2 separate regions of the Mus musculus genome follow, and region 2 is linked to region 1. Evidence: chromatin loops called from intact Hi-C (ENCODE). Cell type or tissue: heart. All regions are shown on one strand.

Region 1 (2,500 bases):
ATGGCTGTCTTACGCCTTTCTCTCTCCCTCCCCCTCCCTTATTTTATTTTTCAAGATAGGGTTTCTCTGTGTAGACTGGGCAGTCCTGGAGCTAACTCTTTAGACCAGGCTGGCCTCAAACTCAGAGCTCTACCAGCCTCTGCCTCCTGAATGCCAGGACTAAAGGTGTGTGCCACCACACCTGGCTGTGTCTCACAAATTCATTAATTCCTATGCTTGTCACCAGGATTCCTTTAAAGACATAGAAAATGGTCATTTATAAAGCCAAAAACCAATCATCGGTAAAGCAGATGTCATTCACACCCCCCACCTCCAGTCTGGGACGTGTGATCACCTCTGCAGATGAGATGAACGGCCCTGGGTGGTGGCCGTGGTTTGGATGGGCGGCAGAGTGAGAAGACTTAGCTTGCCCTGTTCCCCCTGGGTAGTTTGTAAATTTTGTCCTGTGTGTTGGCTTTGGGGGGGGGGGTGTCCAATCATTGATTGTTTTGAGAGAAACGAGGTTGGTTTATGGTCCCTCTTTCCAGGACTTAGGGGTTGTTTATAGTCATCTCACGTGATGTGGTCACTGGAAATATGCAAAGCCTTCATTTGCCTCCAGAGGCATTATGGCTGACAACGCATTATGCCAGCAAGTCTACAGCCATGCTAAGAACACTCACCCCTTTCAGAGGATGAAAAGAGGTGGTATGTCCTGATGGGTCACAGCCAGGTGAAAGTATTCATATGTGACCAGGGGGGGTGTCTTTATATGGTTTCTACTGCTCTGATAAAGACCAGGACCAAAAAGCGACTTGGGGGAGTAAGGGTTTATATCAGCTTAATTATAGTCCGTCTGGAAGCGAAGGCAGGGCAGGAGTTCAGGCAGGAACCTGGAGGCAGGAGTAGAAGTAGACTGTGAAGGAACACTACTCACCAGCTTGCTCAGTTACTTTGTCTGACATCCCAAGACCACTTGCCCAGGAGTGACATCGCCTACGTAGAGGTGGGTTCTTTTATAGTTTTCATTAATCAAGGCAGCGCCCCCTACAGGCCAGTCTAATGGATGCAGTCATTCTCTCAGTTGAGGCTCTCTTCCCAGAAGACTCTAGCTTGTGTCATGTTAACAGAGGATCAAGCAAGACAGAGAGAGGTATAAGAAGATTCCGTGACAGATGGTGCGTGCCGCCTGTTAGCAGTATTTCTCAAGGGATGGGACTGTTTCAAGTGTGGGCATCCTGGGCTCTCATGTGCCTTGAAACGGCCGGCCTTCGAACCCAAAAATCCAGGAAGGGTCCCCTGCTACCCACACAGAAGCCATTCCTGCTGGTGATTCATCCCACCCTCCCCTGCAGGATAGGTAGACTCAGTGTGTGTCTACCTAAGACTTGGCTGTCTCTCAGTGCAGACACTGGGCCAGCGTCTCTGCTCTGGGATTTGGAAGGGCTCGCCATGAGCGTTCCTTTTGTGAGAATTTCCAGCTCTGATCAGGAAATGGTGACAGTTCGTGACTATGGAACCACCAAAGAGCACTGTGCAGTTAGGTGAGACTGAGAAATCGTGTATCAGACAAGAACAGTGATGACCCTGTGTGGTGGGGAGAGACAGGATGTCTGGGGTGAGGACTATGACAGAGGTGGCTCTCTAGAAACCGTCCGTCCCCTGCCTGTTTCGGTTCAGAAATGACCAGCGGCATGACTGTAAGGGGCAAAATGGGCTCCACCATCCATCTCCACGTGGTCCACCAGATCTATGCTCCTCAAATTAATATAGTCCAGAAGTGGTTCTGCCAGTTAGAGCAATCTCTTTATCCCAGTTGTGGAAAGATTGAGTGAGAAGCTATGGGCCCAGCATTCCACGCCTAACCAGACACCATTGGATGCTTATCCAGTCACGGCAGGGCCAGGCACTTCCTGGTGTCAGGCTGGTGGCAGCCATGTCCTGTTGTGTGGGGTGTCTCTGGGGGGAGATTGGAATGTCGGGGTAGGCCATGAGAAGTCGAGGTCCCCAGATATCTCACTGGGGAGGAAGCCTGGGTTTATTTTTCAAAAGGTTTTTAGCTAACCATACATGACAAATATATACAGTTCCCATTGAAGGGAAATGAAAGGATTTTTTAAATATATATTTTTGCCGGTGCAAACACACCCTGTTTGGATTTAGGGGGATAGCATCTGGGCAATGAACAGTAGCCAAGGCCAGCCGAGAGGCTCTAGAAGAGATCTGGAAAAACCGTCTCTGAGGGAGCCGTGTATTTGGGTTAGCTCTCCACTGTGTTCTTCGCATTTCCTGCGCTCCTGAGTTGCAGGCTTGCCATAGCAGACTTAAGCAAAGGGCAGCGTGTGAAGAGCCGAGGGGAGGTTCTTGTCTGCAAGACAGGACGAGCAGAGAGGTGGGCTGGATCTAGACAGGACTCTGGAACTAAGATGGAGAGGACTCTAGAAAGGGCAGGGAAGAAGGCTCACTGTCCAGCCCTGGTCTGCCTCAGGGAACAAAGGATGGAAACCTGCCTGGGATGCCT
Region 2 (2,500 bases), 58 kb before region 1:
ACACACATTTTGCCCAACGTACAACTTTCTCATCTTTTTCCCCTAAGGGGAACCCGTGGCAGATCAGCCTGGAGCAGCTCATCCTGCATCTGCCCTCTGCTTGGCTTTCATTCTCTGTTTTTGTTTCATTTCGGGTCTACTGAGTGCTGAGATTAAAGGCCTGCTCCACTCTCATTTCACTCAAAACAGATTGCGCTCTTGCTTAGGCAGGCCTCAGCCTAGAACAGCTAACTGCCAGGCTGGGAAAAGCTCAAAAAAAGCAGTAGCCAGCTTTGGAGCACCTGGGAACTTGGGAGTGAGGAAGAAAAGGGAAGTTATCCAAGGGTTTAGACCAGAGATGCTAGAGTCTGATGAGGTCTGAACCCTAGATCTCCCTCTGGGCATGCACATAATTAATGGTGGGTGTGGTAGTTGGAATGAGAATGGCTCCCATGGTTCATATATTTGAATGCTTGGTTCCCAGTTGGTGGAACTGTTTGAGAAGGATTAGGAGGCGTGGCCTTGCTGGAGGAGCTGAGTCACTGGGGTGGGTTTTGAGGTTTCAAAAGCCCAAGCCATTCCCTGTGAGCCGTTTTGGTCTGTCTCCTACCTGTGGATCAGATGTAAGCTCTCAAGCTGATGCTCCATCACTCCTGCCTGCTGCCCTGCTTCCTGCCTTGCTGACCATAGACTCTGCTACACTGTCCCCTAAATTAAATGCTTTCTTTTTCAAGTTGTCTTGGTCATGGTGTTTCTCTGCAGAAGAGGAGAAGTAACCAGGGCAGTGGCTAAATTGCTAACCTCCTCCGACTTCCTTTGAAAGACTCCCCTAGCATCCATCAGTGGCTGGGTTTGCTCTCAAGCACGGTAAACAAACAAACAAAAATAGATACAGGGACTGAACAAGTATCTGGGTGAACTGTAACATTCTGAGTTGGGCTCACAGTGTATGCTCTGCAGGTGTTCATTGTCAAGGAAACTCTTTAAGATGATGTTGTAGAAGCTAGAGAGATGGCTCAGCCATTGGGAACACTGGCTGCTTTTCCAAAGGACCTGGGTTAGATTCCCGACGACCTACATGGCAGATCACAACTCCAGGTGATCTGATGCCCTCTTCTGGCCTCCACAGGTACTGCACACACACATGGCACACCAACATGTATGCTTGCAGAACACCAATACACATAAAATAAAGAAAATACTGGCTTTTCACACCCATGATCTGACCCCACAATACTCAGCACTAATGAACCATAACCAGGACTGTGAACTATTCACCTCTATGGGATCAATGTTTCCACTTTTTACCCTATATATCATCCCAAAGGCCTTTTACTGCCCAGTGAAGACTTTCTCCCCATGATCTAATTTATGCAAAATGCAAGGTTGGGTTTCTAGACAATAGGAACTGAGCAGAAGAAATTTATTACCATGCTCCCTGCCATTGTCTCTAGACAATCATTCTGGGCCGTGGAAGGATTTCCCACATAGTACTTCAATGTCCAGCTATCACACTGTGTCCTGTGAACAGGAACTCACTTTCCTTGCAACAAAAATTTCCAGTAAGGTCCATGGAACATTGGCCGGCTTTAAGGCTGTGGTCGAGAAGACTAACTGGCTCTTGCAAGTGACTTCCCAATGACTTCTGCAGGATAACCTGGCACACAACGCATCTGCTCCCATCCCTATTCAGTCTGCAAAAAGGAAAGCCATTAATGACACTTGTCCCTTTCACCTCCCACACTGACCTGGGACCTGGCCATTTTCTTGCGCTCCCCCCACCCCCACTCCCAATAACACCATGCCACCTAGCTGACACAGAAAACCAAGGGTATAAAGTGTTAATGGTGCACACAGCAGTTCACGGGATGCCGAGGTGGGAGACAGAGGCGGGAGAGATTTCAGGGGTGCCATGCTTGTTAGATCGTGGGCAGTGCTTGCCTAGCGGAGGCTGGAAAGAGTATTTAAGAGAGGTGGCCAGCAGCACTGTAGGTACTGAGAGTTCTACCAGCGCTTAGCAAGGGAAATTTGCTTCTTGGCTCCAGAGCCTTCCTTCCCGAGTTGTCTGCCAAAGGGCAATGGGAACAAACTCGAGGAATGTGCTCTGCAAACCTGGGAGAGGCCAAGGACTAGCACCTGGAAGGAGAAGAGCCCCTGGGGTCATGGCTGCGTGTCCCAGCACAAACCCAGGAGCAGGAAGTGAATCAATGAAGGCTCCCAGGGATGGTGGGCAGGAGGTGCCCGGGGTGGTGGATGGATGGGACAGCCTCTAAAGTGATGGCCTGCAGCAAAGCTGCAAGCCCTGACTTCAGACAGGCAGGCAGCATTTAATAACAGCCTGCCAACATGCCAGTGAGTCAGTCTAAAGGCACGGGAGGGCGAGCATTGCAGCTCCAAGGCCCAGCCCACAAGCTTCGCTTTCCTTGTCCATCTGCCAGGAGCCTAGGGCCTGGGGTGCCTGCTGGCTTTCTGCTGCAGCTCAGAGCACAGGCATTCCACTCTTCAAGAAGCTGCAAGGGTT

What was found. A loop is a pair of places that touch in the nucleus more often than their neighbours do. Peaks named below come from ENCODE experiments on the same cell type or tissue, not always from the same donor. Only the 100,000 strongest peaks of a DNase experiment are listed, where the experiment ranks them.
Region 2: it touches region 1 in a loop (2.2-fold over the local background); 4 of 42 quality-filtered maps call a loop at or near these places.

Annotation. Positions count from the first base shown.
Region 1 is chr5:148,385,259-148,387,758 of GRCm38, reverse strand. All of the region lies in intron 1 of Slc7a1 (solute carrier family 7 (cationic amino acid transporter, y+ system), member 1), which reads left to right. Among named protein-coding and RNA genes, the nearest start is that of Slc7a1, 13 kb to the left of the region's middle. In heart, a CTCF peak has its summit at 1,030 (motif pointing left); no DNase peak of the experiment used is centred here; H3K27ac peaks cover 296 bases.
Region 2 is chr5:148,443,758-148,446,257 of GRCm38, reverse strand. No RefSeq gene overlaps it. Among named protein-coding and RNA genes, the nearest start is that of Slc7a1, 45 kb to the right of the region's middle. In heart, a CTCF peak has its summit at 1,092 (motif pointing left); a DNase peak (open chromatin) is centred at 2,367; H3K27ac peaks cover 554 bases.